2 separate regions of the Homo sapiens genome follow, and region 1 is linked to region 2. A link is a contact called in ENCODE Hi-C or POLR2A ChIA-PET data. All regions are on one chromosome and are shown on one strand. Each heading gives the region's core, a stretch centred on a gene start or an enhancer-like site at or near the end of the contact. The rest is flanking DNA. Distances are from core to core; before and after follow the strand shown.

Region 1 (5,857 bases), core at 1,084-3,583, 47 kb after region 2:
TCAGCAAACTATCGCAAGGACAAAAAACCAAACACTGCATGTTCTCACTCATAGGTGGGAATTGAACAATGAGAACACATGGACACAGGAAGGGGAACATCACACACCGGGGACTGTTGTGGGGTTGGGGGAGGGGGGAGGGATAGCATTAGGAGATACACTTAATGCTAAATGAGGAGTTAATGGGTGCAGCACACCAACATGGCACATGTAAACATATGTAACAAACCTGCACATTGTGCACATGTACCTTAAAACTTAAAGTATAATTAAAAAAAACAAAAAGACTTAAGGGTGGGAGATGGAGCCTGCAGTGAGCTGAGATCACGCCACTGCACTCCAACCTGGGCAACAGCGAGACTCCGTCTCAGGAAAAAAAAAAAAAAAAGACTTAAGGGACCTGTAAACCAAATGCAGGTATGAATCTTGTTTGGAACTTGATTTGAACAACTGACTAACTAAAAAAATGCCTTTTTTTTTAAACAGGCAAAAATAAAACATACTCTGTTTATTACATGTTACTAAGGAATTACTGGTAATTTTATTGAGTTGGTGGTATTGTGAGTTTTAAAAGTCCTTATCTATTTAGAAGCACTTATTAATGAATTAATATGAGGCCTAAGACTCTTTAAAAAATACTCCTTCAAAAGAAAAAAAGTATGTGTATAGGGAAATACGTGAAATCAGAATGGTAAAATATAATAATTGTTGAAGCTTGGTGATAGGTTTTTGGGGGTTCTTTACACTTTCCTCTACTTTGTTATGTATGGAAAATTCACATAATAAAAACAGTCAAGTGTTCTATTTGAGAGGCAGAATTTTGGCAGAAGGCCTGGGTTATAACCCAATTTGTATAGCCTGGGGAGAGTCACTGCTACTCCCTCCTTTTTTGCCTCTTTCCTTTCCTTTTTACTTTCCTTCTATTTCTTAAGAAATCATTTGCTGGGCCACATTTTCCCCCAGGGACTGTCCTGGTACCATCAGCCTTCCAAGTTACAGGTATAGGTATTATTATTATTATTATTATTATTATTATTATTATTATTATTATTTTACAGATGAGGAAATCAAAGCAGAGAAGGGACTAAGTTTCTCACCCACAAATCCAGGTCTGCCTGTGTCCAAAATCTGAGCTCTTTTGTTTTATTTTATGCTGGCTCCCAGGAGTAGTCCTCTGATTTTATAATTTTTAAGTTTTTTTATTTTTAATTTTGTTTATGGATAAATTTTAAACAATGAGTAAATTAAGATAGATCAAGTGGAGTAGCATTTGTGTTTTTTGCATGTGAGAAAGATGCAAGGTATGGTTGTTACTGTAACAATTACAAAGATTTCATCAAAGGCAAGCAGTGATAAAAGCAAAATGTGTGGCAACTTTCTTCATATTCAGAAAAGAGTAAAAGCCTATAAATTGTAACTTTAAGCCATAAAATAACATTTATTTATGCTTGTTCTTCAAAAGCTTATATTTGATAATCTTTTTTGTTAGAAGTCGAAGCCTGAGAAAAATGGCTAATTTCATTTTTCATGTGTTTGTAAAATATTTTTAGGACTATCACAAGAAATTCCCTAAAAATGTCAAAGCAAATGAACAAGTGAAATTCTGCACATCCCTTGTGCCACTATTTTGTTTACTTACTGAAAAAATGACATTGGCTTTTGTAAAACCTGGGTGTGCTGGTGGGCATGTGCAGATGTGTCGCTGTCATCTGTCATGTGTCATGCTCTGGATGTCAGAACCAGACATCAGTCAGGGAAGAGAGTGAGTAGCAAGCCACCTCGCCAAACTCTTGCTGCAGGGTGCACGGGGTTCACATCCTCTGCTTAGATTTAGTGCGACTTTCCAAAACACCTGCAGTGCGGTACTTCATGGCTGGTCCCACGTAACAATTTATGCCCTAGAGATGTCTGACTAGATCTTAGGAAATTATACTAATGGTTCTGACGTTGTTTCCTTCAAGAATCGAGGCGCTAAATATAGTCAAGCTGAATGACAAAATTTTACTCACACTCAGGGCATGTCAGTGAGGGCATCAAAAATGGAAAAATAATAAATACTGCTGATATTTACTAAGTTTTATGGTATGACAGGCACTGCACTAAGTCTTTTGAATATCTAATCATGTTTAACTCTCAATGTCCCATTTTATAGCTGAGGTGGCCGCAGCACAGAGAGGTTAAGTGAGTTGCCCAAGGTTGCACGGTTAATAAATGGCAGAGCTGGGCTCTAAACCCAGGCCGTCTGACCCCTGAGCCTTTCCTCTTCTAACCACTGTGCAGTCTCCAAGCACCAGCAGAATGAAGTGAGCACGTGCTAATCCACAGCTGTCATGGTTTGGCCCTCTGTGGGCTTTCAGAGCACCTTAAAACCCTTTGTTCTGTGTCAGAGCTGTTTTTCAGCTTTGCAGATGTCTGAAGTCAAGCAGAAGAGATGGAGAGTCTGATAAAGCACACGTGGCAAATCTCTGGCCGAGTTGATATTAGAACACAGAGTCCCAGAGTGATTTACTGTCCAGGGGGAAAGCCAGTTGGCCTGGCTACCTTGCAAGACGGTTAAAGGACATAAGAATAGATATTCATTCAAGACTGTCAGAAAGAAAGTAGGTCAGCAATGAAATAAAAACAAATGTCAAAGAAACACCACTTTGGTATAAATAAAAAGTCGATTCTTCTTAATAAAGAGCTGTCTGTTCTTCATTAATTAGAAAAGTACAGAGCCTGCTTACTTTGAGATTCCAAAACCTCTTCAGGCACAACTCGTTATTAATTTGATCACTTTCCTCAAAAGAATGATATTTTGACAAATACAGTTTCTGGCTTCAGTCACATATAGAAACATTGGAATAAGTACAATGTTGTGTTTTGCTTTTTTTTTTAAAATAGGAACTATGTTTGATAATGCATATACTCCAAACACCTCTAAAAATAATTTTCAATTGGCAAGCTATTTTTTGGTGTATTTTCCTAGTCTGGGAGAGGAAGTTTTATCATTTAATTTGATAAACTTAGTACCTTTGAGAGAAAGGAGGAGAAAATTTTACCATCTTATGTGGTTGAAATATGCTTTAGTATTTACATAATTGAAAATGATTCAAACTGATTTCCTCTGACGAACATCCGAAATGAAAATAAAAATTGTGTCTACTCCAAAGGGTAGTGGCTTGAGTCACCCACTGGTATGTGTGACCTATGAGTCACTCACTGGTATGCGTCTTCCCGATCCCCTGGCCTATGGGTTAGAAGTCAAAGATGCTCCACTGGGGCTTCCTTTGTAGCTTCTTTTCCCCTTCAGTATTCAACCACAGCTACTGCTGGCAGCTCCTGGCAGAACAGGAATGGGAGACCAAGGAGAGGATATGTGGAAGCTGAGTGATTTATTTATAGGGGACTTTTGGCAAATGAAAGAAAATAGATGTGAAGTCTTAGCAGTTCCAGCATGTTCATCAGAAATGCAAGCTCATGATAGTCATTTCAAAGGGAATTGTGGAAGAATGGTGTTACCCTACTTCACAGGCCATTAAATCATATATATGTTTGGTTGCCAGTGAGAATCTGAGTAGCAGAGCAGACAAGAATAAGGACGTATGGGATCGAGGCCTGTAGCTTGTGACCATGAACAAGTCACGTGACCCTTTGGCCTTAAATTCACCATAAAGTCGTGTACTTGATCTCAGTGATTGTATCTTACTTCATCAAAATGGTATGATTCTAAATTCCTGTGGGATATACAGGTAAGACAGGACTGGTGGAGCATTAGGTTTGGTTTTTCCTTTAAAAGAAAGTGTTGGGGAGGCAGCAGGGAATAGCAAAGGTCACAGACTCAAAAGCATTAACTGCCGGGCCTATGAAGACACGAATGATGTAGGTTTGATATAATGGAGGTACAAATCCATGTTTTATGCAAAACCTCATATTTCTAAACTTTGGCAATTCATTCATGTTTATCAAATCACTGTTTTAGGCCCCCTTTGGCTGGCCAGTGGGCCCTCTGCTTTAGACTTCTGGAATAAACTCCACAGTTGAGAGATGAAGGACAGACCTGGATTCTAACAGACCTAAATTTGAACCTTAGCTCTGCCCTCTAAGGAATGTGTAAACGTATACATCTGTATTTAACTTCTCAAAGCTTCAAGTTTCTTTATCTGTAGAAATGAGAATGATAATACCTCTTTTGTAGGATTTCCTGAAGACTGCGGGTACTATGTATTAAGTATACATAGTAGGCACATCCTCAAAGGGAATTCCATTACCTTTTCTATGGAGGTAGATCCTGTATAATTTTTAAATTTTTGTCTTGATGGCCAGTTGCTCACAGTTTTTAAAAGTGTAGTAGATGCCAGCGCTTCTTTATAGATTCTGAAATCCCTTCAATTTACATTTTAGTTGTTTTAAAATAAAGATTTCTTTAAGAGACAACATTCAGAGGGATAAGTTTTCTACTTGCCAGTAGAGGTAGAAGGCAGTAAAACCAAATAGATCTGTCAGTTACTGTCTTGAGGTAGAGCCCCTAAAGCAATAAAACCCACCTTTGACAATGAGGAAACACGAGACATCATTTTCTCCTTAGGACAAAAGTCTAGTGAGTAATGGCCCTTCTGTGACTAATGGTAATTCTGTACTTTATTCCCATAGAAAATCTAATTTTGAAAACATTTGCTGCATGCCCTACTATGTACTAGGCACTATGCCAGGGGAATAATGTAAAGATGACCAAAACATAATGGAATTGTTGCCTACAAGTATGTTTCGGCTATTTAAGGATTTATATTGCAGTTTGTGCAAATTGTGTATGAGTCCACTTTGAGAGGTTATACATATCTTCCAATAATGTTGCTATTGCTCAAAATATCTTTGAAGTCTCTCTTTGGAATTTACTTTTAGAGCCCTTAGCACATTCTGCTGAAGATTTTTTTTTTTTTTTTTTTTTTTTACCCTAGTGGTATTTATTCTTAGAAGGTGGATTTGATGTCAGGGACTGGCCAAGAGTTGTTCATCACTAAGTCAGCCTCATGGGTGGTGGTTAAACTGGCTAGAGTAATTTTTCGTTAAAAACGAGCCAGGACTGTAAAGTAGTATGACAGGGTTTTTTTTTTTTTTTTTTTTTTTTTAATATCACATCAACTGATTGTAGAGAAAAAGATAGTTCCAAAAAGGCATTCTGCACATTTTTTGCCCCAAACCAGTATCACTGGAATATATTTGTAGCTCCCTAACAGGCTAACTTTGAAATAAGTGGTGCTCACATGTGCATGTGTTGTAGTACGTCTGCTGAACCTTGTACTTAACCTCTTAGCAAACTCAGTGTCTTTGTTTTTTCCTTTGAAATGTTGTTTTTTCAAGTTCAGGGATAGATTTTCTCCAAGAAAATGAAACAAATAAGATCCACTCTCAAAGGACCTTAATGGAAAGAAATACATGCTTATACCAAGTTCTTTAAAACTATCCAAACTGGAAAGGATTGCCTCATAGCTGACTGTGATTATTCTGCCATGATTTAGGGACAGATAATTTCCTATCAGCATGTTTAACATGAGAATTAAAGAGTTCTGTAGTGTGGCCTATTGACCTCATTTGTTCATTCCACAAACATCTTTTGGAGTCCACTGTATGGCAGGCATTATCACTTACCATGGTGAGGATGGTGAGGCCATGAGCATGCTTCACCTAAGGAAGCCTGATCTTCAAGAATGCAAACTCACTCAACAAGAAACTTGAGAGTAATTAATAGTAGTGTTGGTAATTATCCTGTCTTTTCCTTGTAGGATTATTTGGAGGTTGTGAAGTGGTAAGTCTCTTTATTGCATTTGAAATATGGCTCATCTCATGACCATTGGAATGTGTGTACGCTCTGGAGGAA
Region 2 (6,514 bases), core at 1,690-4,189:
CATGCCACTTCCTAGGGGAGGCCTTCCTCATCCCCCTGCCAAGGTTAGGTCCCTGTACCATATGTGCTTTCTCATAGCACCCTGTGATTTTCCTTAATGACTCACCTATCACAATCCAGGATTTTGTTGACTGTCTGCCTCCCCTTCCTGTAAAGGTTAGAGGGTAAGCTCCATGGGGGCAGAACACTAGTTATGTCATTTTCACCGCTGTTTCCCTGGCTAGCACTGGGCCTCCTGTAGGCCCTCCAAAATATGCAAATAAATGAATGAACAAACACCCTGGCAGCATGGAAACCCAGAGCGGCACAAGCGAGTTCAAATGCTTATGGTTTGTTCCATCTCACTTCCCTCTAGGATGTGATTTTAGCAGTGTAGGCAGCTTACGAAATGGGGCAGGTTTCTTGTGTTTTACTAATGTGTAAATAAAGATAGAGTAACTCTTAAGATATGGAAAGTTTGTAAAGTGGCAGCAAAAAGTGACAAGGTGTGGGGATCCAAATACAGAGCCTAGGGAAAATAGAATAAACCAAGTTGTTTTTATGTCTCTTTTCCATTAGACTGTGAGCAAGCTGAAGTCGAGTCCCAGAACTTATTTATGTTTATATCCTCAAAGAGACTATAGTGCCTGGTTCATCGTAGCTGTGGAATAAATGTTGAATGAATGAATGATACACCTCTTACCTTTGAAGCTGACTTCTTGTGTTCTTCATGCTGACATTAGAAATAGGAAAAGTCAGTCGAGTACAGTAGTTCAAGCCTGTAATCCCAGCACTTTGGGAGACCAAGGCGAGAAGATCGCTTGAAGCCAAGAGTTTGAGCCCAGCCTGGGTGACAAAGTGAGACCCCATCTCTACAAAAAGAAAGAAAAGAAAGAAATTGGAACCGTATTATTTGTAGAAAAAATACTAGATCTAGAACCAGAGACACCTAGGTTAAAACTGATTTAAAATGAGAATAATTATTCCTACCAAGTGGAGTTGTTGGGAGGGTGGTATACATATAGATGGTGTATATAAAGTGCATAGCAAGCTGGTTGTGGTGGCTCAGGCCTGTATTTCCATCTAGTAGGAGGCCGAGGTGGGATGATCCCTTGAACCCTGGAGGCGGAGGTTGCAGTGAGCTGAGATCACGCCACTGCACTCCAGCCTGGGCAATAGAGGGAGACTCTGTCTCAAAAAGAAGTGCATAGCAAGCACCAGGCACATCTAACAGCTCCTCAGAACATTTAAGCTCCCCTTTTTTTGCTTCTTTCCCTTTGGTATAATTTTAGAAAGACTTTTGGGGAGCATGACATATAAATCATTAAAAAAGAGAGAGCCTCAAAGCAGAATCATGGCAATTGAGCTAGATTTGTATTTATCAAAGCAAGCATGATGCTGGGATGCTTAAATAACAGTACAGTACATTGCAAAGGAACTAGGGAATAATGTTCCTATTATTTTTGTCCATGGTCAGCCTATTACTAGAAAAGAGTGACCACATTGATTTCTAAAGTCCTTATATTCAAAACTTTCTGTGCTGACCACCATCATTTATGTTTTTCCCATCTCTACTTAAAAACGTCAACTAGCCCCAACTTTTCCTCTAGTTATTTCTTTTATTAGATTTATTCTGTTCTCCACAATAAAATCTATCTTCTGTTCCCATCCATGACAATTCAAGTAGTTATAATGGGTGGATATAGGGTATGATAAATGTTGGTAAATCCACTGAGTTCCTTGAGTTCCACATTGATGTCTTTTAGGATGTGACTAGGGGTAGGCTAAATATTTTCTAGTTTCTCAGATCCTACCCCTGGTCTAATTATGATATAGAGGCCAGATTAGTGTCACCAGTTTTTCTTTCTCTTCTGAATGTAGAGCAAGAGCAAATGATTGCAGATAACAGCATGAGAAACTTAGGATCAACCACCAGCATCTAAGTGAGTCTTGTACTAGGCTCATTCCAGTTAAAAGCTGTAAATCATTTCATAGCCACATCAGTTTAGTTCTCTTTTATAGAACTCATTATGTGATACAAAATATGCAAGGCACTGGAGATACAAATACAATTATTTCCTCAAGGAACTTTGAGTTGAGCAAACATGGTACTGTCTGGTGAGACCAGACATATGAGCAAACATAGTACTTCTCTGGTGAGACCACATAGAGAAATGTACAAGGGGTAGAGGAGGCAGTGATGACTACTGGTCTGGGATAGTTGAGGGAAGGTGGCATAGGCTGCCTATTGAAGAATAAATTAGAGTTTGCTATGTGAACAAGGTTGCAGAGGGAATAGTATATGGAAAAACAGGGAGATGTGGACCCATATATTTTGTGCAGAGATGTCCAAGTACTTAGATATTACTATATTGCAAGTATGAAGAAAGCTTTTTTTGAGATCTGACAATGCCAAGGTAGGTTATGGACTCTCTTTGGAGTCCCCAAAATAAAAATAAAACATTCACATCTGCTAAAGATAGCTTGAATGGTATTTTTGCTAAAGGCAGAGTCATATACTGTATGTGCCAGATAAAAGTCAATGTCTATTATGTAAACATTGAGATTACATTAATTAATTTAAAAGAAAGGATTCAAACTTAGTACTAATCTGCATCTGGAGAACTAATCTGGTATGTGTTATTTTCAAGTCACCCAACTAAAGCAGTCTGTTGTATGGAACTCTGCTCCCTCTTAGTCAAACAAATGCAACCATAAAAAGCAGTGCAAATTCAGTGTCACCTTTTCTCCATGGGATTGGGTGGTTTCTTTTGGAGCAGAGAGAGTTTCCAGAGAATCAATATAGTAGCCAGAAGAAAAGTGGAGGGTGGCCTTACCTTGTCCACTCCGTGCTGCCTGAGGGTGAAATGGAACCTCGGATGTTGTACACCTTTAAATTGTCCATGTTGCCTGTTTCATAGCCTTCCCGGGCCAGGGAGCTGTGTAGTCAGTTTATAGTTCTAAGAACCAGAGCAGGACTGCTGTGCTTGTAATTGCATGCTTTTTATGGAACAGGCAATGTTGTTTAGGGAATTTGGGCAGCTGGAACCTGCCACATTAGCAATTTGGACTGAGGAAGAATTTCAGGGTGATAAAATAAAGCTCATTATATAAATTCACTTGGGTATTTAGGAGGCTGAGAAGGGAGAGGATGAGAGTATTCCAAAGGCAAGCAGGAGAGTTTCATAAACAGGTCCCTTTCTATTCGTTTTTACTGTAAGTGTTGAATTGAGCTAGGAGGATCACATGGCCCATTTTGCAAAGGGCAGTCATGTTCTGCTGTTTCTTAGCTGTTTTGTCAGTTGGAACAAAACAACAGCGCTGCTCATTTTTTGCAGGGTTAGAGGAAAAAGGAAGGACTGGCCGAAGAATGGGGTGGGGAGCTGGAGAAGAGAAGGGCCAAAAGTGTCAGACTGTGGGGATGAGGACCTGAAGGAGGCCCATGAGACCTCAGGCATGGGCCCTGGAACTCTGCCTTTTTGAAGCCTGTTGACAATCTCACCCTAATTTAACCCTTTGTGGAATTCTTCCATGAGATGCAGTTGCCATCATCAGGCTTCCTAGAGAATTGAGCCTGCCCACTCTGTTATGAAGTCTACCCAGAAGAGCTGGCAGAGTAGGCCCCTTCACTGGGACTGCAGCAACACTGACCAAAGCAAATCCTTCTCTTGGAAGAAACAAACTCATTCCTCACACCTGCCTCACCCCGCTCCCACCGCCACCCCCTGCACCACACGCCAGCCCTTAATAAAAACTAAAACTGATGTCATTGTAACCTTTGGTTATTCTTTTTTGTGCGTAAAGTGTCAACCTCCTGTTTTATTCTCATAAATAATGGAAATCTTAACTTCATTTCAGAAAATCACAAAAGATAACAGGGACCCTATTCAAACAGAATAAAAATAATTAGTAAGTCACAAACTCTGACTAGAAAGAAAAAGAGAAGAGAGAGAGGGAAGGAGAAAGAAAGAAGGAAAGAGAGGGAGAGAGAGAAACGAGGAAAGGAAGGAAGGAAGAAAGTGAAAGAAGAAAGTCCTCTTGTTGGTGTTAAAATGTGTCTTTAAGGGGAAACTTATCATTTAGGTTACTAATGGTTTCTTTCTTCATCATTTTAATTTCCATTAATAAAATGTGACTTTGAAAGGATGCAGGGAGTTTGGGAATAGAGAGTTTTATTTTTATTTGTTTATTTTTTTTCCCCTTCTCCCAGCAAAATACACAGGTATCTGACTATGTAGAGACACGAAGCCACCTATCCTGACCAAACTTGGCAGTGGTCAGGGGATAGGAGGAAGTGTAGTGCCATGGGATGGGCACCAGCCCTGATGAACTCGACTTTCTTTCCATTTCTCTCCTGCATCCAAATGTTGAGGAGACTTTGAGTAGTAGTGTAGCCTCTTTTCCTTTTAAAAATCTGCACCCTGCTTATTTCCAATACAGATATGAGGTTGGTACCCACTAATCTTAACAGGATATATATATATATATCTAAAGTATATAACATATTATTTAAAAACTAATGTATTATTTAGGTTTTATTAAATTATCCTGTTTTTAGGCTATGCTGATGGGCTAAATTTGCCTAAACTCCTGAGATTTAGATTCTCATTTATTGGCATTAGAGGAGTTCCTAAAAAAAAAAAGCTATTAAGATTAAATATCATAAAAATCTTTCTAGGAAAATATAATCAAAAGCATCAAGGCTGTCTCCTACAGTTAGTGGTTTCTATTATTTTGGTTCTCAGAGCTATGACAATGTCACTGGATTTCAAGAATTCAGAAAGACAAAAAGAAAACTCATAATTTTGAAATGGGGAAAGGGAAAGATCTTGGACATAGTCTTCTGTTTTTAAAATAGTCATTCTCATTTTAAAATAGGAAAAAAATTATTTTTCATTTAACAAAGCAAAAAACCCAGTCTGTACTTTTAAATTAATGCAAACATCAATATTTTATAGGGAGAACATTAATAATCATTGTGGAGCCCATTAATCACAATTCTGCTTTTGATTTATTGTAAATATGCCTCCCATTTTCCTCCTCATTACCAATCACCTTCTTTAATTATAAGAGGGCTTTCATTAAAACTTTTGAATCATTTATTTTGGAGCACCTAACTTTAGAAGACATTTATTGATTTTTATAGCATAAAATACAAATGTTTTTATTTTAGAAAACATCATAAACTAAAACTTTATTGGAGGAGTTTGGCTAAAGATTCAAAAATATATAGAAGTAAAAATATATTTAAAACTGCACAGTTTTTACAACAGCATGTATGGCATTTGGATTCAGAATTTTAACTAGCAGTAACCTCATCTGTTTAGTAATGAATTTTAAAATAGAAAAAAAATCTGCCAAAACAGACCAGTTGTTTATTAGCTATTTAACTTTGATGAGCTGAAATGAGATAGTGAAGCAGAATAATTAGAACAACTTTTTTTCTCAACATCTAAATATTTCTCTTTTTCATTAACATTTCAGTTAAGTTTGAAGAAATTCCAAAAATGAGATTCTCATTAACTAAAAGGAATTCTAAGGGTTATAAGCCATCTACATTTTTTCTATGACCTGAAGACTTTTTTTCGAAAACCAATTTTGGGGGAGGATTGTCAGATTTACCTAAGGTTTTGGTTTTTAATTTAAAAAAATTTAAAGAAACTATCTTAGTGATTTTTGTCATCATTTTTATTTGTTGCCATGATTAATATATGGAAATAAGATAAATTGGATTCTATTTCTGTGAAAGCCATATTCTTAACATCAATGCCTACCTAAAAAATATACGAGTCACACTTGATCATTCAGAATCATTTTGAAATTCTCTGGTAATCTTTTAAAAAGCCAGCGTTGACTAGTATTATGTGGCTAGTTATATTTATTACAGCAGTCTAGTTATTGTTTGTGTAACTATAGTTTTTTTCTAATAGAAATAAAATGTCTATTTGCAGGATAAAAAGAAGTATGTATATTTGATGATTTTGTTGTAGAAAATACTTAATACCTTTTAAAAGCTGTTTGACTTTCGGTTTTAAAACAGCTGTGTAGCTTGGTGAGTCCTGCAGATTCCGGCTTTCTCTGTGGCCTTTGAGCCAAGTAATTTTTTGCAACATTTTCCTTTGCTTTCTTATAAACACTCAAAAATTATACTTGCTTTTCCTGAAGGCCAGCTATTAAGTTAGAAAGCACCAAAGGTGTTATGAAATTGCCCTTTATTTTTTCGTACATCAGGGAGGAATGATAGATTTTGTGTATCTCTTGTGTGTCATTAGAACAGAAATATTTAGGGCTGCTAACTCCCGGAGTTGTGTACTTACCCTTATTACAGATGCAATGATTTTGTCTGACTGCATTGCTTTAAGATGAGTTTTATTGCTTTCATGCTTAGGCAAGGATATTTAATTTTATTTGTGTTTAGAGTATCTTGTTGTAATATACTTCTCCCCCATCTTGTGCTCCTAAATTTGGGATAAGCATAGAATCCTTTTAAGAATGTAGGTTATTTTCCAGTTTACTAGAAAGCATGACACATATAA

What was found. Hi-C counts contacts between places; a loop is a spot of excess contacts on that map. ChIA-PET counts read pairs that join two places held with the same protein, here RNA polymerase II (POLR2A). Pooled maps may share reads with other maps.
Region 1: a pooled map shows a loop between it and region 2 (2.3-fold over the local background). The contact joins the enhancer-like site here to the promoter of CRADD-AS1 in region 2. A Hi-C loop is called at or near these places in 7 of 168 maps with a recorded cell type or tissue (Caco-2, cardiac septum, endothelial cell of hepatic sinusoid and 4 more) and 19 of 50 pooled maps. POLR2A ChIA-PET finds 5 or more read pairs at or near these places in 3 of 52 experiments (MCF 10A, activated naive CD4-positive, alpha-beta T cell and endothelial cell of umbilical vein).

What each region holds. Positions count from the first base shown.
Region 1 is chr12:93,782,223-93,788,079 of GRCh38, forward strand. All of the region lies in intron 2 of CRADD (CARD and death domain containing adaptor protein), which reads left to right. Among named protein-coding and RNA genes, the nearest start is that of CRADD-AS1, 47 kb to the left of the region's middle. RefSeq lists a silencer at 2,231-2,525 and enhancers at 2,343-2,842, 2,855-4,054. Within about 2 kb of position 2,334, at least 28 of the 41 ENCODE cell types and tissues checked have a DNase peak (open chromatin) inside an H3K27ac peak, as active enhancers do; they include endothelial cell of umbilical vein, sigmoid colon, tibial artery and 1 more, where a contact is called at or near this core.
Region 2 is chr12:93,734,884-93,741,397 of GRCh38, forward strand. CRADD-AS1 (CRADD antisense RNA 1) reads right to left here and starts at 2,940. Exons shown (of 3, transcript NR_110092.1): 1 at 2,816-2,940; 2 at 682-850. All of the region lies in intron 2 of CRADD (CARD and death domain containing adaptor protein), which reads left to right. RefSeq lists an enhancer at 6,435-6,514.